Linked DNA regions of Homo sapiens: regions 1, 2 and 4 are each linked to region 3. The links are chromatin contacts, found by Hi-C or POLR2A ChIA-PET in ENCODE. All regions are on one chromosome and are shown on one strand. Each heading gives the region's core, a stretch centred on a gene start or an enhancer-like site at or near the end of the contact. The rest is flanking DNA. Distances are from core to core; before and after follow the strand shown.

Region 1 (5,349 bases), core at 2,714-5,213, 130 kb after region 3:
GGGTTTTGTTTGGTTGGTTGGTGGTGGTTTTTTTTTTCTTTTTTGTTTTGTTTTGTTTTGAGACGGACTCTTGCTCTGTCACCCAGGCTGGAGTGCAGTGGCGCAATCTCGGCTCACTGCAAGCTCCGCCTCCCAGGTTCACGCCATTCTCCTGCCTCAGCCTCCCAAGTAGCTGGGACTACAGGCGCCCACCACCACACCTGGCTAATTTTTTGTATTTTTAGTAGAGACGGGGTTTCACTGTGTTAACCAGGATGGTCTCGATCTCCTGACCTCGTGATCCGCCTGCCTTGGCCGCCCAAAATGCTGGGATGGGTGCCCTCATGATGTCTTTAACTTGTGTGTCCCCCGCCATCCTCCCACCAGCTTTCTTTGCACACTGTTTCTCATGATGGACCCATTTCCTTTCTCCCTGACAGACCCCTCTGTGCCCCTGGATCCAATCTCAGTGTCTAACTCATCATCCCAGATTATTCTGAAGTGGAAACCACCCTCCGACCCCAATGGCAACATCACCCACTACCTGGTTTTCTGGGAGAGGCAGGCGGAAGACAGTGAGCTGTTCGAGCTGGATTATTGCCTCAAAGGTGAGTGCAGGCAGCTGTGCTAGGATCGGTGGGGTTTGCACACGTGTGTCTGATGCACTTTGCTTCACCTCTAGGGAAGCAGCTATCTCTTCCTGTGTCTCAGTGTCGGAAGGCACACACACACACACTCCATTCTATCTCATATGAAAACACACATACATGTTTTTATCTATTTATTTATTTATTTTATTTTTTATTTATTTACTTTTTTGAGATGGAGTTTCACTCTTGTTGCCCAGGCTGGAGTGCAATGACGCGACCTTGGCTCATCGCAACCTCCACCTCTCGGGTTCAAGTGATTCTCCTGCATCAGCCTCCCGAGTAGCTGGGATTACAGGCACGCGCCACCACGCCCGGCTAATTTGGTATTTTTAGTAGGGACGGGGTTTCTCCATGTTGGTCAGCCTGGTCTCAAACTCCCGACCTCAGGTGACCTCAGGTGATCCACCCACCTTGGCCTCCCAAAGTGCTGGGATTACAGGCATGAGCCACCACACCCGGCCTATTTTTTTTTTTTTTTTGAGACAGGGTCTTACTCTGTTGCCCAGGCTGGAGTGCAGTGGCATGATCTCTGCTCACTGCAACCTCCACCTCCCAGGCTCAAGCAATCCTCTTGCCTCAGCCTCATGAGTTGCTGGAACACCACAATTGTCTGCAGGTGTGCACCAGCATGCCCAGGTAATTTTTTTTTTTTTTTTTTTTTTTGAGACAGGGTCTCACTCTGTCACCCAGGCTGGAGTGCAGTGGCATGATCTCGGCTCATTGCAACTTCTGCCTCCCAGGCGCAAGCGATTCTCCTGCCTCAGGCTCCTGAGTAGCTGGGACTACAGGCGCCTGCCACCACACCCGGCTAATTTTTGTATTTTTAGTAGAGATGGGGTTTCACCATGTTGGCCAGGCTGGTCTTGAACTCCTGACCTCAAATGATCCACCCGCCTCGGCCTCCCAAAGTGCTGTGATTACAGGCATGAGCCACCACGCCTGGCCCTGGCTAATTTTTAAACTTCTTTTTGTAGAGATGGAGTCTCCTTATATTGCCCAGGCTGGTCTCAAACTCCTGGCTTCAAGCAATTCACCCCCCTCAGCCTCCCAAAGCGCTGGGATTACAGGCGTGAGCCACTATGACCGGCTCATACATACACATTTTTAAACATCGTAACACAAGCACGCACTGAAGACTTGTGTCAAAACCAGATTTTTCCCATGTCTTGGCACCATTTCCCTCTGGGATTTTCTCCTCTTGTCTCTCCTTCTTTCTCCCTCCCTGCCTTCCTTGTTCTCTTCATCCCTCCTCACACTGATGGGGATGCAGCTGTGTTAACCCACGCAAGACTTCTGTGCAAAGCTAGAAACACAACTAATGGTTATTGACAAAGTCAGGGAAGGATTTTGGCCCCACTGAGATCCTTTAGTTGTAAGGATCGAAGGCAGCAAGAATTGGTTATCTCATATCCCCCACCCCATACTTTCAATTAAAAATGTCTGCCAGGCTTGGCGCTCATGCCTGTAATCCCAGCACATTGGGAGGCCAAGGTGGGAGGATCACTGGAGGCCGGGAGTTTGAGACCAGCCTGGGCAACATAGCAAGATCCCATCTCTAAAAAAATTTAAAAAAATGGTGGTGTACACCTGTAGTCCCAGTTACTTGGGAGGCCCAGGCGGGAGGATCTCTTGAGCCCAGGAGTTCAAGTCTGCAGTGAGCTATGATTATTCCAGTGCACTCCAGCCTGGGTGACAGAGCGAGACCCTGTCTCTATATATATAAAAAAAATTATACAAAATTAAAAAAAAAAGGCATTAAGTGCATTCACAATGTTGTGCAATCATTTTATTGTATAAAAATTATAAATAAAATTTATAAATAATTATATAAATAATTTTATTATAAAACTTAATGACAAATTTTTCTTAATCTTGTTTACTTAATAGACCTCCATCCATCTGAAGGAAAATGGAATAATATTTAAAGTCTCAAACTAGTGTGTATACATTAGTTTAAAATTATTATTATTATTATTTTCTTTTTTTTTTTTTTTGACACGGAGTCTCACTCCGTCACCCAGGCTGGAGTGCAGTGGCTTGATCTTGGCTCACTGCAACCTCCGCCTGCTGGGTTCAAGCGATTCTTGTGCCTTAGCCTCCTGAATAGCTGGGATTACAGGTGCTGCCACTACACCGGCTAATTTTTGTATTTTTAGTAGAGACGGGGTTTCACCATGTTGGCCAGGGTGGTCTTGAATTCCTGACCTCAAATGATCCACCCGTCTCAGCCTCCCAAAGTGCTGGGATTACAGGCGTGAGCCACCGCGCCCAGCCTAAAATTATTTTAACATTGGGTTTTTTTAGAACCCACCAAACTGGAGAAGCATCTGTCACTTTTTTCTTTTTCTTTTTCTTCTTCTTTTTTAAGATGGGGTCTCACTCTGTTGTCCAGGCTGGAGTGCAGTGGCACAATCATAGCTCACTGCAGGCTTGAACTCCTGGGCTCAAACGATCTTCCCGCCTCAGCCTCCTGAGTAGCTGGACTACACAGGACTACAGGCCTGAGACACTATACCTGGCTAATTATTTAAAATAATTTTTTAGGCCGGGCACAGTGGCTCATGCCTGTAATCCCAGCACTTTGGGAGGCCGAGGCGGGTGGATCACCAGGGGTCAGGAGTTTGAGACCACCCTGGCCAATATGGCAAAACCCCGTCTCTACTCAAAATACAAAAATTAGCCAGGCGTGGGCCTGTAATCCCAGCTACTCAGGAGGCTGAGGCAGAAGAATCGCTTGAACCCGGGAGGTGGAGGTTGCAATGAGCCGAGCTTGCACCATTGCACTCCAGCCTGGGTAACAAAAGCAAAACTCCATCTAAGAAAAATAATAATAATAAAAATAATAATAATTTTTTAGAGGTGGGGATCTTGATATGTTGCCCAGGGTGGTCTCGAACTCCTGACCACAAGCGATCCTCCTGCCTCAGCCTCCCAAAGTGCTGGTATTACAGACCTGAGCCACTGCGCTGGGCCCATTTCCTTCTTTAGTTTTGGTTTCCTTGTGCATCTTGATGTATTTTTCTTGAGATATTTTCTGTTAGTGATATCCTCGGTCCATGACCCTGGAGGAGAAGGCCAGGGGGCCACTGGCGAGGTGTGGCTGAGGCCAGGAGCTCAACATTTGCTCTTGGCTCTGGCCCTGACCTGCTGAAGGGCTTTGGCTAAGTTCCCAAGCAAGTCACCGTCTGCCTCCTTTTTGGGAGAAGGGGCGGGAGGACAGATGATCTCTGGGAGCTGTCCCAGCTCTAAGCTCATATGCTATATGTATGTGTGTGACATCATCCCCGCCTGAGCCGAGGGTTGCAAACGTGATTTATCTGCTCTGATGCTTTATATAACTCCAGGGCGAGTCCAGTCATCAGCTCCGCTGTAAGCTGTTGGCCCTGCATTCAAGTAACCAGAACCACCCGTGAGAGCTGCCACCAGTAATGTCACTCGAAGCTTCCTTTTTTTTTTTTTTAATTCCGAAAGTCTAAATCTGTAATTACCAAGGGACCATTTAAACATGGTTTTATTTGTAATTGTCACAAAGTTAATATCATTAAAAGGAAACTCACTAAGGACAAATTCTGTGTGATTTCACTCCTAGGAGGTCCCTAGAGTCCTCAGATTCATAGAGACAGAAAGTAGAATGGGGAGTGCCAGGGACTGCGGAGGGGACGGGTTGAGGACAGAGTTTCAGTTTGGGAAGATGAGAAAGTTCCGGAGATGATGGTGGTGATGATTGCACAACATTGTGAATGCACTTAATACCACAGAACTGCACACTTAAAATGGTTGAGATTTACCGGGCACAGTGGCTCACGCCTGTAATCCCAGCACACTGGGAGGCCGAGGTGGGGTGGATCACTTTGAGGCCAGGAGTTCGAGACCAGCCTGGGCAACATGGTGAAACCCCGTCTCTACTAAAAATACAAAAATTAGTTGGGTGTGGTGGTGGGTGCCTGTAATCCCAGCTACTCAGGAGGCTGAGGCAGGAGAATCGCTTGAATCTGGGAGGCAGAGGTTGCAGTGAGCCGAGATCACGCCATTGCACTCCAGCCTGGCAACAGAGCAAGACTCCACCAAAAACAAAACAAAACAAAAATTGAGATGGTAAATTGGTATATTTTATGTGATGCTTATTTTTCCACAATTTCAAACACACACACACACAAATAAATAAGCTTACAAACCCTTCCTGTTAATATCACTAGTGTATATGTTGTTACCACGGTAAAATATACATCACATACAATTTATTATTATAACCATGTTTAAGAGCACAGTTGAGCTGCATTAAGTGCATTGCCGTGGTTGTGCGGCCATTACCACCATCATCTCCAGAACTTTCTCATCTTCTCAAACTGAAACTCTGTCCCCATGAAACACTCACTCCCCTTCTCCTTCCCCCAGCCCCAGCACCCACCATCCTCCTTTCTGTCTCTGTGAATCTGATTCTAGAGACTTCATTATGCTCATTTTTCTTTTCTTTTCTTTTTATTTTTTTGAGACGGAGTCTCGCTCTGTCACCCAGGCTGGAGTTCAGTGGCGTGATCTCGGCTCACTGCAAGCTCCGCCTCCCGGGTTCACGCCATTCTCCTGCGTCAGCCTCCCGAGTAGCTGGGACTACAGGCGCCCGCCACCACGCCCGGCTAATTTTTTGTATTTTTTAGTAGAGACGGGGTTTCACCATGTTAGCCAGGATGGTCTCGATCTCCTGACCTCGTGATCTGCCCAC
Region 2 (5,873 bases), core at 1,809-4,308, 220 kb after region 3:
CACATGGCATCCAACCCAGGATCTGGGAAGAAGGGGACTGGGAAGCCTTGGAAGGAAAAACACTAAGAACATTTGAATTGAGTCTTGAGAGTCGAGGTAGGGTCTTGCTCAGTGGAAAGTGCACGTGCAGAGGCAGGAAAGCAAGCTGCTTAGGAAGCCAAGTTCACAGTTTGGAGCATGTGGACAAATAAGGGGCCAGAGTGCACGGGAAAGGTTGTATTTTGAAAGGTATTATAAAGAGTGGTGAGGAGTTTGAACATGAGAGGCAGTGGAGAGCCAGCAAAGGCTTTTCAGGCAGGCGAGTGACTAAAGCAAATTTATCTTTATGTATTTATTTTGAGACAGTCTTGCTCTGTCACCCAGGCTGGAGTACAATGGTGAGATCTCGGCTCACTGCAACCTCCGCCTCCTGGGTTCAAGCAATTCTGTCTGCCTCAGCCTCCCGAGTAGCTGGGATCATAGGTGCCCACCACCATGCCCAGCTAATTTTTGTATTTTTAGTAGAGACAGTGTTTTGCCATGTTGGCCAGGCTGGTCTCGAACTCCTGACCTCAGGCGATCTGCCCACCTCAGCCTCCCAAAGTGGTGGGATTACAGGTGTGAGCCACTGTGCCTGGCTGTATTTTTTTTTTTTTTTTTTTTTTTGAGACGGAGTCTCGCTCTGTCACCCAGGCTGGAGTGCACTGGCATGATCTCGGCTCACTGCAAGCTCCACCTCCCGGGTTTATGCCATTCCCTTGCCTCAGCCTCCCGAGTAGCTGGGACTACAGGCGCCTGCCACCACGCCCGGGTAATCTTTTTTTTTTTTTTTGTATTTTTAGTACAGACGGGGTTTCACCACGTTAGCCAGGATGGTCTCGATCTCCTGACCTCGTGATCTGCCTGCCTTGGCCTCCCGAAGTGCTGGGATTACAGGCGTGAGCCACCATGCCCAGCTTTTTTTTTTTTTTTTTTTTTTTTTGAGATGCAGTCTTGCTCTGTTGCCCAGGCTGAAGTGCAGCGGTGCCATCTTGGCTCACTGCAGTCTCCGCCTCCCAGGCTCAAGAGAGTCACCACACCCAGCTAATTTATATATTTTTAGTACAGACGGGGTTTCACCCTGTTGGCCAGGCTGGTCTTGAACTCCTGACCTCAGGTGATCCACCTACCTCGGCCTCCCAAAGTTCTGGGATTACAGACAGGCTTGAGCCACTGCTCCTGGCCACAAATTATCTTTTACAATAGCCGTTCTGGCTTCATTGCAATGGACAGATGGGAAGAGACTAGAACAATGCCGCCCAGCAGGGCTTTCTGGGATGATGGAAATGATCTTAATCTTTGCTGTTCAATAGGGGCATTAACCACATGTCGCTGTCAAGCACTTGAAATGTGGTTAGTGCGACTGAGAAGCTGAATTTAAAATTTTATGGAATCTTAATTGGTCTACATTTAAATTAAAACAACCGCATGGACCAGCAGCTACCTTATTATACAGCATAAGTCTACAGGCTGGCAGGCCTGTTAGGAAAAGAAAAAAATAAAAGAAAAATTGAGATGTCTTGGAAGGTTGAAAAAAAAACTTTTAAATAGTGTTTACATGTTTTGTGTACTGATTTGCATATAGCTGTATTTACTGACTTATTTTGACACACATTATCACACACCCCTTAGTATCCTTCTCTTGAATATAAGGCATCAAACAAATAATTTTTAAGATACCCTCACTCGTGGCTCACACCTGTAATCCCAGCACTTTAGGAGGCCGAGGTGGGTGGATCACCTGAAGTCAGGAGTTCGAGACCAGCCTGGCCAACATGGCAACACCCCATCTTTACTAAAAATACAAAAATTAGCTGGGCGTGGTGGTGCACCCTTGTCATTCCAGCTACTTGGGAGGCTGAGGCAGGAGAACTGCTTGAACCTGGGAGGCAGATGTTGCAATGAGCTGAGATCGCACCACTGCACTCCAGGCTGGGCAACGGAGTGAGACTCTGTCTCAAAAAAAAAAAAAAAAATACCCTCACTGTTAGTGAGTCCTTGTGTTTACAACCTGAACACAGGAAAAATCCATTCACAGGTTTTCTACACAGTGGAGTCTTGCAACTTGCAGGTTCTACACGGTACCTACCTGATCATACAGAAGTCCACGGATCAGTGAGGATAGGTGAAACTTGAGGCTGGTTTCAACACAAATCTGAGCTTGAATTATACTTTTTTCGTCTAAATAAAAAGGGCACAAAAATCGCTTATGAGGCCTTTTGTAGGGAGTAATATGTACGTATAGTAAAATGTATTTACTGAGACTAATACAGTTGTTGCATAGAAAGACCACCCCATTCACTTAAAAAAAATTGATTTAAAGAATAAGAACCCAGGCTACTGGCTGTGCCTGAATTCACCAGATTCCTATCCAGCCATCTGGTCCCTAAAATGGGACAAGAAGCTTAAAGCTGTTTTCATCTGACTTGCTTAACTCATTTGGCTGGAGATTGTATGGTGACTCCAGATGCTTTAAATTCGTCACTTTAGGCCTTATAAGTGGACTCGGCTGAATTCTAAATAATTTCTACAGTGTATTCAGGACTGCAGAGATTTTAATGCCCTCCAGCAGGGTTTCCCAACCTGGGCACTAATGACATTTGGGGCTGGATGAGTCTTTGCTGGCGGCGGCTGCTTTACGCGCTGCAGGATGCTGAGCTGCTAGCATCCCTGGCCTCCACCCTCTAGATTACAGTAGTAGCACAGTCCCTCCTACCCTCCATTTTGTGACATCCCAAACCGTCTCCAACTATAGCCAAAAGTCCCCTGGGGCGCAGAATCGCCCCGGGTGAGGGCGACAGGGTGAGGACGACAGAGTGAGGATGACAGGGGCGCGGGGCCCGGACACCGGAGGAAACAGCAGCTTCGGGCTTAACTGAGCGCACAGCCCGAGGCCTCAGGGGCGGAAACCCGGCTCCCGGGAGGGACGCAGGCCCGCGGCTGGGGCCCCTCTCTGGACTCGGACTCACGGAATGAAGCACCTCTCGCGGAGACCGAAAGATTCTCCCAGACGCTGCAAGCGCGGCTCTTCTCACAAGACACAAGCGCGCTTCCGCTTCCGGTCTCCGGCTAGCCACACTGCACCTCCGCTTCCGGCTCCAGCTGGTCCCAGCCCAAAATGCGGCGTGTCAGGACCCCCGGGTTCAGGCTGCAGGTGCAGCAGCCGCGCACCCCAGCCTCCGGCTGAGGTGTTCTAGTTTGCTTAGTTATTAATAGAACCAGGTTGGGCCCTGGCTAGGGACAGCCGCGGAGGCAGGGTCGTCCTGGCGCGGGTCTGTGGCAGGGTTGGGGGCGGAACTAGCTCTTGAGCGGGGCTGTGGGCGGTACCAGGCCTGGAGGCGGGCCTGAGTGTTGACGGGGACCAGTTCCGGGGGCGGGGACCAACTCTGGAGCGGGGCTGTGGGCGGTACCAGGCCTGGAGGCAGGGCTGAGTGTGGGTGGAGATCAGCTCCGGGGGTGGGGAGAAGTTCTGGGGCGGGACCGTGGGCGGTACCAGGCATGGGGGCGGGGCTGTCAGGACAGAGACTAAGTTCCGGGGCGAGGTTGTGGGCGGGCATTAGGTTTGATGGGCGGATCTTGCTGTGGGTTAATACCAGGTTTGGTGGGCGAGTATGTGGACAAGATAAGGCAGTGGTGGGGCATGGAATGGGGTTGAGCTAGTAGGCTGAGAGGACAAGACTTGGTGGAGGTCAGTTTTTGGGTGTAGGGCTTTTTGTGGATTTTAAAACTGTTCAGGTAGCAGGATGCAAAATGAACTCTTTAAAGTTTTCTTCAGTCATTTCTCCACATTCACCGCCTGTTAAAATGATATAGCCACACATTTAGGGCGTGTGTGTGTGTGTGTGTGTGTGTGGCTTTTCGTTTGTTTGTTTTGAGACAGGGTCTCACTCTGTGGCCCAGGCTGGAGTGCAGTGGTGCAATCATAGCTCACTGCAGCCTCGACCTCCTGAGCTCAAGCCATCCTTCCACCCGGGCCTCCCACACTACCAAGCCTGACTATTTTTGTATTTGTTTGTAGAGAGGAGGTCTGTGTTGCCCAGGATGGTCTAGAACTCATGGCCTCAAGTCATACCCCACTTCGGCCTCCCAAAGTGCTGAGATTACAGGTGTGAGCCACACCACACCCAGCCTTTTTGTGTGATTTTGAGCTTCCTAATTTCTTTCAAAAATGGGATCATGTATGCATATTTCTCCCATCCAGAGGGGGACGAGGGGAGGGAGGACTAGGGAGGGATGTCTCCAAGTGAAAGCCAAAGCTGATTAATTGTCTAGTGCACATCTGGATCTACTGAAAAGAGAACTACATTTCTGGTGGAGAAAATAGGTGTTGGATTCATAGGAAGAAATAAAAAAGGAAATTTTAAAATTTAAGAGATCAAAAGAAAAAATGAGAAAAAATTATTAATGACATACTACTTGTTACATGTCTGGCTAAGGTTTAGATGCTACAAATGGTAAATATTGATGTCATAAAATGATAAACATTGAATTTTGATTTATCCAGATTCCTTAAATGATTATGTTTGGTGAGGAAAATTAGTTTTACAGTACGTAAGAGTTATGTGCTAATTGTTTCGGAGAAGAAAGTAATTCAATATAGTTTAAAGCTGATAAATGAAAAAGCAGTATAAATACCTAACTTACAAATATGTAATTACTATCAGAAAAAAAAAAAAGTTGCTTCTAGGAGCCAGGCTACAGGGTGAGGAAGGGAGCTTTTCGTTGTGAAAATTAAGATGTTATTTGAGATCTATGTGTGAACACATACAGCCTGAATTTGTATGCAAAAGGAATCGCTAAACTCTAGGGAAAAAATGTGAATATGATTCACTTTACAACAATGGAATGTATTTGAAGACTCTGGAATTCAAGAATTAAAAGGAAAAAAAACCAAAAACCCTATGGCCATCCTAGTGGACAAATGAATGGGACATTACTTTCCAACCTGCCTGGTAATAAACAGTTTTACATACATTATCCCTAAATATTTTCACAGAGACCTATAAGGAAGGTGTTACTATCTATCACTATTTATAGATGAGGAAACATATGGTGATCTGTGTGCTAAATTTTTCATATTTCATTGTGGGCAACAAGCCATCCAGGTGCCGAGGCAAGAGACCGAGGGCATGAGCTGTTCCAGTATAATAAAATATATAAAATAAGAATAGTTATACTAGATACAGATCATAGATATGATTATATGTGAATAGCATTAATCATTAGTTTGTAGCAATTACTCTTTATTCCAATATTATAATAATCCTAACTCTACAATCATAACCTAGGAAAAACCAGGCCATACAGAGATAGGAGCTGAGGGGACATAGTAAGAAGTGACCAGAAGACGAGTGCGAGCCTTCTGTTATACCCGGACAGGGCCACTAGAGGCCTCCTTGGTCTAGCGGTAACGCCAGCGGCTGGGAAGACGCCTGTTGCCAAGCGGACCTTGGTCTAGCGGTAGTGTCAGTATCAAGGAAGAACACCCGCTACTTAGCAGACGGGGCAAGGGAGTCTCCCTTTCCCCAGGGGAGTTTAGAGAAGACTCTACTCCTCCACCTCTTGTGGAGGGCCTGACATCAATCAGGCTCGCCTGCAGTTATCTGGAGGCCTAACGGTCTCCCTGTGATGCTGTGCTTCAGTGGTCACACTCCTGGTCCTCTTTCATGTTCCATCCTGTACACCTGGCTCTGCCTTCTAGATAGCAGTGGCAAAATTAGTGAAAGTACTAAAAGTCTCCGATATGCAGAAATAATGGCGTAAACTGTCTCTCTCTCTCCCTCTCTCTCTCTGCCTCGGCTGCCAGGCAGGGAAGGGCCCCCTGTCCAGTGGACACGTGACCCACGTGACCTTAC
Region 3 (5,745 bases), core at 56-2,555:
GGCCATTGCACTCCAGCCTGGGCAACAGAGAAAAACTCCATCTAAAAAAAAAAAAAAAAAAAAAAAAAAAAAAAAAAAAAAAAAAACAGAGAGAGAGAGAGAGAGAAGGAAACGGAACTGGGGGGAGGATTTGCAAAAATATGGTTAGGGATGGCACTTCAGAGATGAAGCCATCCTGGAGTGTTACGGGCAAGGGAAATGCTGGGGCAAAGGCCCAGAGGCAGGAATAGGTTTGGCCTGTTGCATGAACAGTGGGTCCAGCTCCTAGCAAACTGTTTATTGAATGAAAGAAGAATGAATGCCTTGGGTCTAGGGTTGTGCTGGGCGCTTTCTTAAGTTTTCTTTCCCGGGTACCTCCCCAGAACTGGCATGCAGGTATTATTAAACCCATTACACAAGTGAAACTGGCCCAGAGACAGAAAAGTCCCTGGTCCAAGACCACACAGGAGTGAGGGGTGGAGGAACCCTCCTCCCATTGAGTTCTGGCTTTCCTATACTGAAAGCCCCTTCCTCTCCTGCAGTAAGGTAGGTGGAACCGCTGTCCCGCCTTGTTGGTGAATGTCGTTGCTAGACTTCAGACACATACAGGCTGGTCTGCTGAAAATCAGAGATGTCCACCTGCGCCCTATTCGAGGTCTCCGGCGTCTTCTTTGGCGTCGTCTTTGCCCTTTCAGAAGCGTCTGCACATTTTTCCAGGTGTCATTTCTCCAACTTGAACACAGGGAGCGCACTGGGCACGCGGGCACGTGGCTGTCCCCAGGGGCCTGGCTTGGGTCTCGCCCCTGGGCCGGGGCGCACTCGCGGGCGGGACATCTGGGGGCGCCCACGCGCTCTGGGACGAGTGTCGCTGGCCAGGCCCGGACTGAGGAAAGGCGAGTGAGACACTACTCGCCTGGGGTGCAAAATTTAAGGGAGTGAAAAAAAAAAAAAAAGAAAGAAACCAAAACCACCTCGAGTCACCAAAATAAACATTTTAATGCAGTATTTTTTAAAAAATCAACAGGAATCCTCCAAAGCCCACTATGAACAAAATAGCAAAATGGTAGAGAAAGGATCTGTGCCGCTGCGTCGGGCCTGTGGGGCGCCTCCGGGGGTCTGAAACTGGAGGAGACTCGGGGCTGTAGGGCGCGCGGATCTGGGGCGCGCCCTCGGTCCCGGCGCGCCCAGGGCCTCCCGCGCGGGGCCCGGCACAGGGAGGCGGGGAGGCGGGCGGGGCGGGGCGGGGCCGGGCGGCACCTCCCTCCCCTGCAAGCTTTCCCTCCCTCTCCTGGGCCTCTCCCGGGCGCAGAGTCCCTTCCTAGGCCAGATCCGCGCCGCCTTTTCCCGCGGCCCGCACGGGGCCCAGCTGACGGGCCGCGTTGTTTACGGGCCCGAGCAGCCCTCTCTCCCGCCGCCCGCCCGCCACCCGCCAGCCCAGGTGCCCGCCCGCCAGTCAGCTAGTCCGTCGGTCCGCGCGTCCCTCTGTCCCGGAGCCCGCAGATCGCGACCCAGAGCGCGCGGGGCCGAGAGCCGAGAGACAGTCCCGGGCGCAGCGCGGAGCTCCGGGCCCCGAGATCCTGGGACGGGGCCCGGGCCGCAGCGGCCGGGGGGTCGGGGCCACCACCGCAAGGGCCTCCGCTCAGTATTTGTAGCTGGCGAAGCCGCGCGCGCCCTTCCCGGGGCTGCCTCTGGGCCCTCCCCGGCAGGGGGGCTGCGGCCCGCGGGTCGCGGGCGTGGAAGAGAAGGACGCGCGGCCCCCAGCGCCTCTTGGGTGGCCGCCTCGGAGCATGACCCCCGCGGGCCAGCGCCGCGCGCTCTGATCCGAGGAGACCCCGCGCTCCCGCAGCCATGGCCACCGGGGGCCGGCGGGGGGCGGCGGCCGCGCCGCTGCTGGTGGCGGTGGCCGCGCTGCTACTGGGCGCCGCGGGCCACCTGTACCCCGGAGAGGGTGAGTCTGGGGGCGCGGGCGTGGGCGGGGAGCGCCGCGATGGGGAGAGGACCCCACCCAAGCCAAAATCGAGCCCCCGCTTGTGGACTGAGAACCCTCCCCAGGGGCGGGGGGCGGTGGCCAGGACGGTAGCTCCTGCATCGCGTAGGGGGAGCGGGAAGCCTCTGACCTTGGCCTTTGCCCGCCCGGGCTCGCGCCTCCGCGCCCTGCGTGCCCGACCTGAGCCCGAGGAACCTTGCCCCGGTGCCCGCCCCGCCGCGGGCTCCTCTCTGGAGCGCGCCTCCGACCCGTGCCCCGGCCCCTCCGAGCCCAAGTCGCTCCGGAGACACGACACGCGTCATCTTTGGGTCGCGGCCGGGAAGTGGGGTCACTGGGTCTGGACAGCCCCGAACAGCCAAGTCCCCCGAGCGCATATGGTGTAGGTAGAGCCAAGCGCCCTGAGTGCCTCACCGGTGGGTGACGCTGCCTGGGGTCAGGGACTGCAGAGCCCCCCTCTACCCAACTACCTTGGATCTAGGCCCGTGGCCACCCCGGACTCTAGGTCCATGTTTACCCTTTTGGGTTCTGTTTCCAGATGTCCGGAGGCAAATTCTAAAGCCTTAGCAACAGCAGCAATTGTAGCAGAAGTAGTGGCGGTTTTTTACCCTATTTATTGTAATTGGTATCACCGCACGCCACAGCCTAGTCTATCTTATCTCTCTGGACTGTCACAGTGGCCCCCGGAGGCAGATACAGTTATGCACCCATTTCACAGAGGAGTAAACTGAGGCTCATGTAGGACGCATAACTCCCTTGCCCTAAAGTCAGTGCCAGAGCCAGGACTTGAGCCTCTGTGTGTCCCGTTCTGCCCAAGAATCTGGACTACTGTCCCTTGTCTGCTGTCTCCTTGACCCCTCCTCTCCCCTCAGCCCTGCGCTTCATGAAGGAGCCTTTGACCTTGAGTGAGCCTTTCGTTCCCCCTGACCCCATGGGCCCCTCTCCCACGTGTGGGCAGCATCTTCCTTGGGCTTGACAATAGGCACCTTTGGGGTTGTAAGATGAAGATGGCGCAATCATTTAAGGAATATAGCCTGGGTTTCCCACTGTGGGGTCTGAGGCCCTGCTTTAAAAATATCTGTTGGGTTACTGTTTCAGATTTCTCCATAAAAGGAAATCAGTCGTGATGAGGAAGGGGTCAGGGAGGGAAGGAATTGAAGCTCTTAAATGTATTGATGGGGAAACGGGTGCATGTAAAATCAGGTGCTAGAGTGGACCAACCGGGTTTGCTGAGTCGACTCTGTCAATCACATAATGTCTAAAAGCCCCGGGCCCACCCCCCCCCAGCCCCGCCCCCAGGTGCCTGGGAGACAGTAGGTGCTCAATGAAGGGTGGCGGTTAGTTGGAGTTCTTGTTAAGAAAATCTGGCCAGCTGCGGTGGCTCAAGCCTGTAATCTCAGCATTTTGGGAGGCTGAGGCGGGCGGATCACGAGGTCAGGAGATGGAGACCATCCTGGCCAACATGGTGAAACTCCCTTCTCTGCTCAAAATACAAAAATTACCTGGGTTTGGTGGCGTTCGCCTGTAGTCCCAGCTACTTGGGAGGCTGAGGCGGGACAATTGCTTGAACCCGGGAGGAGGAGGTTGCTGTGAGCTCAGATGGCACCACTGCACTCCAGCCTGGCCAAAGAGCGAGACTTTGTCTCAAAAAAATAAAAAAAAAGGCGGGGCGTGGTGGCTCACGCTTGTAATCCCAGCACTTTGGGAGGCCGAGGCGGGTGGATCACCAGTTCAGGAGATCACGACCATCCTGGCTAACACGGTAAAACCCTGTCTCTACTGAAAAATAGAAAAAATTAGCCGGGCGTGGTGGCGGGCGCCTGTAGTCCCAGCTATTCCGGAGGCTGAGGCAGGAGAATGGCGTAAACCCGGGAGGCGGAGCTTGCAGTGAGCCAAGATCGTGCCACTGGGCGACAGAGCGAGACTCTGTCTCAAAAATAAATAAATAAATAAAAAGAAAATCCAAGATGAGTGGTTTCGAACTATGCCAGATTCTATGTGTGCGTGTGTGTGGTTCCCTGTTCTTCTGTTCCTTGTAGCTTTGGTAATTAATTGTGGATCTGTGCCTGGGCTTTCAGGGTCAGTAAATGGATTTACCATTTCTTTGCACATTTATGGCTTCCATATGGGCAGGGGTTTATGGTTTGTTGTTGTTCACCGTTGCATTTCTAGAGCCCAGAACGATGCCTGGCACATAGTAGGTGTTCAGTAAATATTTGTTCTGCAGTGGGGCACAAGTGGTGGAGTTCCTGGGTGTACTGGGCTCCTTTATCATCTTAAGGAGTTCCTTATTCTCTGCATAATACCTTCCTAAGAATTAGAAGAGCAAGCTCTCAGCAGGTGCTGTTCTATGCGCTTTGCATATATAATCTCAGTTAATCCTCACGGCAAAACCCCACGAGGTGCGGTTTAATCTTCCCTTTTCACAAGTGAGAAAACTTCGCTTGAGGCCAGCAGGCAGCAGGGCTGGGATTGCAATCTAGCTAGTGTGGCTGCAGAGCAATGGTTTCTTAACAAATCTTTGTTCTTTTGAGTCCGAGCCTCCGTACCCCCCACGATTGGGGTGATGGTGAACAAAATCCTGTCAAATAAATGGGCTGTGATGCCTCTTGAAGGCTTGGGGAGGGGCAAAGAACTTTTCAGATCATTAATCTCTAATGTCAACCAATATGGCTTTTTTTTTTTTGAGACGGAGTCTTGCTCTGTCACCCAGGCTGGAGTGCAGTGGCACGATCTCAGCTCACTGCAACCTCCACCTCCCAGGTTCAAGGGATTCTCCTGCCTCAGCCTCCCCAGTAGCTGGGATTACAGGCGTGTTCCACAACACCGGCTTATTTTTTGTATTTTTAGTAGAGACAGGGCTTTGCTGTGTTAGCCAGGATGGTCTCGACCTCCTGATCTTGTGATCCACCCGCCTCGGCCTCCCAAAGTGTTGGGATTACAGGAGTGAGCCACCGTACCTGGCCTTTTTTTTTTTCTTTTTTTTTTTTGAGACAGGGTGTCACTCTGTCACCCGGGCTGGAGTGCAGTGACACGATCTTTGCGACCTCCGCCTTTCAGGTTCAAGTGCATCTCCTGCCTCAGCCTCCTGAGTAGCTGGGATTACAGTCGTGTATCACCACCCTTGGCTAATTTTTGTATTTTTAGTAGAGATGGGATTTCGCCATATTGGTTAGGCTGGTCTCAAACTTCTGACCTCAAGTGATCTGCCTGCCTCGGCCTTCCAAAGACCTGGGATTATAGGTGTGAGCCATCACTCCGGGCCCAATATGGCATTTTGATTGGGATGAAGGGTGGAGGAAAATCAGTGTGATTTTTGTATCTATCTCTCTAGCTATCTATTATTTTTTGAGATGAGGTCTTGCTCTGTTGCTTAGGCTGGAGTGCAGTTGGGCAATGATGGCTCACTGCAGCCTCGACCTCCTGGACGCAAGCCATCCTCCTATTTTAGCCTCCGTAGTAGCTGGGACCACAGGCACACGCCACCCTGCCTGGCTAATTTTTACTTTAATGTGTAGAGCTGAAGTCTTGCTATTTTGTCCAGGCTGGTCTCAAACTCCTGGCCTCAAGCGATCTGCCTGCCTTGGCCTCCCGAAGTGCTGGGATCACAGGCATGAGCCACGGTGTCTGGCCTCTGCAGTTATTCTTATTCTTTGCTTCTCTCCTGGAGACCTGCTTCTTGCCCTTCCCCATTCATGCATAGAGACCACAGGGTGTGGGCTGAGTCCCCAGGGCTCCCCACCTCACCCCACTCTACCCTTGACTTCCATTCCTCTTTGGTT
Region 4 (4,700 bases), core at 278-2,777, 210 kb before region 3:
TGGCCGATCCACCCTGTCCACCCCAGGATCTCCAGGCCTGATGAGTCAGGGGGCGGGGCCAGGCAGGGCAGGCTAGCTGGTCGGGGCGGAGCCAGTGTCTGACCAAGGAGGATGGTTAAGACTGGGTAAGAGAGGATAGGGAAAGGGGCGAGGCTATGGCCAGAAGGGTGGAGTTATGCAGGGGCGGGGCTTGGCCACGAAGGGGCGGGATTGTCCAGGGGCGGAGTTGGGGTTCTGGTCAATTTGGGGTGGGATTTAGCCCTTCAGAAGGTGAAGCCTGGGGTAAGGTGGGGCCGCCTAGGGACAGAGCCAGAGCATCAAAGGCTGGGGAGGTTGAACTCTGGGGAGAGGTGGGCAAAAAGGGCCCCAGGCTGGGCTGAATGAGGAGCTGGATAAGAAGATGGAGAGAAACCAGGGGTGTCCCTGGAAGGACTCCAGGGCTGGGGTGATCCTGGGTGGCTCTGAATTAACCCTCGTCTTGGGTATAACAGTGGTGGTGGTGCAAAGATGCCCCTGAGCTGACCTTGACATGACCCTGGGGGGTGAGCTAGAGATGACCTCTATTTTTTTTTTTCCTTTTTTTGAGGCAGAGTCTTGCTCTGTTGCCCAGCCCAGAGTGCAATGGTGCGATCTTGGCTCACTGAAACCTCTGCCTCCCTGGTTCAAGCAATTCTGTCTCAGCCTCCCTAGTAGCTGGGATTACAGGCATGCGCCACCATGCCTGACTAATTTTTGTATTTTTAGTAGAGACGGGGTTTCACCATGTTGGCCAGGCTGGTCTCGAACTCCTGACTTCAGGTGATCCGCCTGCTTCGGCCTCCCAAAGCGCTGGGATTACAAGCGTGAACCACTGCACCCGGCCAAGCTAGGGATGATCTTCAGGCTGAAGGGATATTAAGATGCCCCCGAGCCTGGGTGATCACTAACTCTGAGACAGGGTGACAGCATAGTCGTCCTGAGATAACTCTACACCAATGTGGGGGTTGCCTAATGATGGGTGGCTCCCCTCCGCCTCCCTTACCCGCTGTAGCATCTCTTCAGTCACCGGGGCCGGAGGTGTTCTGTGTGGCTTCAGCATCTTCTGGTTCATGGTTAAAAAATCGAATTCTGGAGATTCAGGTTGGGGAGGCTGAGTGAGGGCTGTGGGCCGAGGCGGGGCTGAGGGTGTGGTGAAGTTCAAGGGAAGGGTTCAAGAGCCAAGCCCAGGCCAGCGCTGAAGTTGACCAGGGGAGAAAAATGGATTAGGAGAGGGGGGAGGGAGGAGCCAAAGAAGGAGGGAGAAGCCAGAGGAAGGGGGAGGAGCTGGGAAAGAGGGAGGAGCTGGGAAAGAGGTAGGCGCTGGGGAAGAGGGAGGAGGTGGGGGAGGAGGAAGGAGCCAGGGGAGGAGAGAGGAGCTGGGGAAGAGGGAGGAACTGGGAAAGAGGGAGGAGCTGGGACAAAGGAAGGAGCCAGAGAAAGGGGGAGGAGCTTGGGAAGAGGGAGGAGCTGGAGGAGGACGGAGGAGCTAGGGGAGGAACCCAGAGCTAGGGCATAGGGCTAAGAAGGTCAGGGGCGGGGCCGGGCCAGATGAGTCTGTGGGCAGGGCCAGGCAGGGCAGGCTAGCGGGTCAGGGGCGGAGCCAGAGTCTGACAATGGAAGAGGAGTTAAGACTGGATAAGAGAGGATGGAGAAGGGGCAGGGCCGTGTCCAGAAGGATGGAGTTATGAAGGGGAGAGGCATGGCCATGAAGGGGCGGGATTATCCAGGAGCAGAGTTGGGGTTCTGGTCAATTGGGGGTGGGATTTAGCCTTTCAGGGGATGAAGCCGGGGGAGGGGAGGGCTGGTTAGGGGCGGGGCCAGAGCAGTGGCAAGGGCGAGGCTTCCAGGGCTGGGCTTCCCGGGACGGGGCTCCGTGGGGGCGGGGCTCCATGGGGAGGGGCTCCATGGGGGCGGGGCTTTCGGGGGTGGGGCTTCCCGGGGCGGGGCTCCATGGGGCGGGGCTTCCCGGGAGCGCTCACCGCCCGTGCCCCGCGGCAGGTAGCTTTGCTGCAAGTGGAGGTTGGGCGCTTTCTGCACCTGTCTCCACTCTGAAGGGCAGTAGTCCGAGCCCATGGTGGTCTTGAAGAAGCGTTTGAGTAGCTTTGGCTCCCCTAGGGTCACATGACTCTGCAATTTCTCATGAGGCACGTGGCGGCTGGGTGGCTGGGTCGGGGGTGGCGGCTGTAGGACCACATGGCATTTGAAAGCTCCGGCGTCCGAGAGGTCCCCGGGCCCGGGGGGGAGGGAGGAGGTGGGCTCTGTGTGACCTTGGACAGCTCCCTCACCCCTTCTGGGCCCCACCTGGTAGCACTGGGAGTTGGTACTCTTATCTCATTTTACAGAAGGAGCCACGGAGGAGGATCGGAGTGGTTAAGTGACTCGCCCTAGATCACTCAAGTACATCCAGGAGATTCCTGCATACATATCAAGCTCACTCCCACTTTGGGACTTCTGCACCTGCTATTTGCTCTGTCTGGGAAGCCCTTTTCCCTGCCGCCTTTTCGCTCTTCCTGCTCACCTGGCCGTAGAAGTACTGCATGAAGGTGTCCAGACTGCCGGGGCCGGGGCACCAATTTCCTTTCAGGATGTGCGACTCCGGAGTCTGATCGTGGTGAAGAACAAAAGGCTCTGCCAGAAGCGGAACAGGTGCAGAGCTGCCCTGGGAGGCTGCGGTGGGAGGCGGGACGGGGCGGGCCTCAGGCTCTCACCTGGCTCCCTGGCATAGAAGTGCTCGGCCTTGGTGGTCCTGTCGCGGAAGAGGCCGTCACCAGGACGGATATTTACACAGTGGATGTGGGCTGTGGCCTGGGCCTTGTCATACCTGTACGTAGTGTATTATTCCATCAAGAATAAGGTAAAGTGGGCTGGGCATGGTGGCCCACCCCTGTAATCTCAGCACTTTGGGAGGCTGAGGTGGGTGGATCACCTGAGGTCAGGCTTTTGAGAACAGATTGGCAAAAATGGTGAAACCCCATCTCTACTAAAAATACAAAATTAGCCGGGCATGGTGGCACATGCCTGTAATTCCAGCTACTCGGTAGGCTGAGGCAGGAGAATTGCTTGAACCCGGGAGGCGGAGGTTGCAGTGAGCTGAGATTGTGCCACTGCACTCAAGCCTGGGCAACAGAGCGAGACTACGTCTCAAAAAAAAAAAAAGAAAAAAAAAAAGAAGAAGAAGAAGCTAAAGTGGATCCATCTGGGGCCTTGCAACCCCCAGAAAGAGGGAGGGGAGCAGGGTTTCCTAATGACCAAGCTGTGGGGCTCTGATAATGAGAGATCTGGCACAATAGTGCACCTTGGCTACCAGTGACAGAGACCTCAGAGGCAGAGTATGGGCCCTAAAGCCCTAAGGGGCAAATACCACATGCTACTGAAAGCCAGTTGTCCCATCTGGGTGGGAAGGCAGTGCCCCCTCGTCCCCCACTTTTTTTTTTTTTTTGAGATGGAGTCTTGCTCTGTCGAACAGGCTGGAGTGCAGTGGTGCAATCTTGGCTCACTGCAGCCTCCGCCTCCCGGGTTCAGGCGATTCTCCTGCCTCAGCCTCCGGAGTAACTGGGATTACAGGCGCCCACCACCACACCCGGCTAATTGTTGTATTTTTAGTAGAGACAGGGTTTCACCATATTGGCCAGGCTGGTCTCGAGCTCCTGACCTCATGATCTGTCTGCCTCAGCCTCCCAAAGTGCTGGGATTACAGGCATGAGCCACCGTGCCCGCAGTGGCCCCTTTATACCTATCTTCAGGCAGATCCTGGGGCCTGTAGGCCTGTTTCTGCTCCGAACACGTTGATCCATAGCTGATCTTGCAGTCTCCCAGCTCCACTCCGGAGGAGGCCTGTGGGCAGACAGGGATAGGAAGGCCCAAACCACCCAGCCCCCAATTCTGCCCCCGCCTGCAGCCCCAACACAGCCTCAATTTACCCTCTTACACCTCAAGGCAGGTGGGCCTGGCAGGGCCTGGAACTGTCTTTGGTAGGAAGTCCCATCTTGTCTCGTGTAGTCCCACTTGAGGGTGTTGGGGCCCCCTTAGGATAGGCAAGGGGGATGGGGGGAGAGAGAGAGAGATTGAGATTCCCTGCCATCTCAAGCCCTCTGGAAGGAATTCTATTTCTTGCCTGGGAAGGGGAGCTGGGCCATTCTGAACAGTGTAGACTGAGAGCTGTCTGGCAAACACCAAAAGATAAAAATAAAAATAAAATAAATTATACTAAAAGCCAGGTGCAATGGCCCATGCCTGTAATCCCAGCTATTCAGGTGGCTGAAGTGCAAAGATGGGCTTGAGCCCATCTTGAGCTGGAGACCAGCTTGGGCAACATAGTAAGACCCTCATCTCTAAAAAATAATGATAAATTTAAAAATACAGCCAGGTGTGGTGGCTCATGCCTGTAATCCCAGCACTTTGAGAGGCCAAGGCAGGTGGATCACCTGAGGTCAGGAGTTCAAGACCAGCCTGATCAATACGGTGAAACCCCATCCCTACCAAAAATATAAAAATTAGCCGGGTGTGTTGGCATGTGCCTGTAGTCCCAGCTACTCAGGAGACTGAGACAGGAGAATAATTTGAACTTGGGAGGTGGAGGTTGCAGTGAGCCGAGATCGTGCCACTGCACTCCAGCCTGGGCCACAGAGTGAGATTCTGTCTCAAAAACACACACACACAATAAAACAAAAAAACCCCAATAA

What was found. Hi-C counts contacts between places; a loop is a spot of excess contacts on that map. ChIA-PET counts read pairs that join two places held with the same protein, here RNA polymerase II (POLR2A). Pooled maps may share reads with other maps.
Region 1: a map of heart right ventricle shows a loop between it and region 3 (7-fold over the local background). The contact joins the enhancer-like site here to the promoter of INSR in region 3. A Hi-C loop is called at or near these places in 47 of 168 maps with a recorded cell type or tissue (CD14-positive monocyte, Caco-2, GM12878 and 25 more), 33 of 37 single-sample maps with no recorded cell type and 38 of 50 pooled maps. POLR2A ChIA-PET finds 5 or more read pairs at or near these places in 11 of 52 experiments (A549, GM10248, GM12878 and 6 more).
Region 2: a loop to region 3 is called in a pooled map, with 7 times the contacts of the local background. The contact joins the promoter of ZNF557 here to the promoter of INSR in region 3. A Hi-C loop is called at or near these places in 1 of 37 single-sample maps with no recorded cell type and 8 of 50 pooled maps. POLR2A ChIA-PET finds 5 or more read pairs at or near these places in 2 of 52 experiments (GM10248 and naive thymus-derived CD8-positive, alpha-beta T cell).
Region 4: a pooled map shows a loop between it and region 3 (2.6-fold over the local background). The contact joins the enhancer-like site here to the promoter of INSR in region 3. A Hi-C loop is called at or near these places in 3 of 50 pooled maps. POLR2A ChIA-PET finds 5 or more read pairs at or near these places in 7 of 52 experiments (A673, Panc1, RWPE1 and 4 more).

What each region holds. Positions count from the first base shown.
Region 1 is chr19:7,158,270-7,163,618 of GRCh38, reverse strand. It overlaps INSR (insulin receptor), which reads left to right. Exons shown (of 22, transcript NM_000208.4): 9 at 420-587. Among named protein-coding and RNA genes, the nearest start is that of ZNF557, 91 kb to the right of the region's middle. Within about 2 kb of position 3,963, at least 18 of the 41 ENCODE cell types and tissues checked have a DNase peak (open chromatin) inside an H3K27ac peak, as active enhancers do; they include CD14-positive monocyte, ascending aorta, dorsolateral prefrontal cortex and 5 more, where a contact is called at or near this core.
Region 2 is chr19:7,066,888-7,072,760 of GRCh38, reverse strand. It overlaps ZNF557 (zinc finger protein 557), which reads right to left and starts at 3,058. Exons shown (of 8, transcript NM_024341.3): 1 at 2,988-3,058; 2 at 2,108-2,199.
Region 3 is chr19:7,289,974-7,295,718 of GRCh38, reverse strand. It overlaps INSR (insulin receptor), which reads left to right and starts at 1,305. Exons shown (of 22, transcript NM_000208.4): 1 at 1,305-1,927. The coding sequence starts at 1,828. RefSeq lists silencers at 724-903, 1,044-1,433, 1,454-1,733, 1,874-2,013, 2,064-2,123 and an enhancer at 2,105-2,863.
Region 4 is chr19:7,503,463-7,508,162 of GRCh38, reverse strand. It overlaps SAXO5 (stabilizer of axonemal microtubules 5), which reads right to left. Exons shown (of 9, transcript NM_198534.3): 3 at 3,939-4,042; 4 at 3,752-3,852; 5 at 2,727-2,839; 6 at 2,537-2,646; 7 at 1,998-2,199; 8 at 1,022-1,107. Among named protein-coding and RNA genes, the nearest start is that of SAXO5, 8.3 kb to the right of the region's middle. RefSeq lists an enhancer at 1-220 and a silencer at 1,533-1,612. Within about 2 kb of position 1,527, at least 5 of the 41 ENCODE cell types and tissues checked have a DNase peak (open chromatin) inside an H3K27ac peak, as active enhancers do.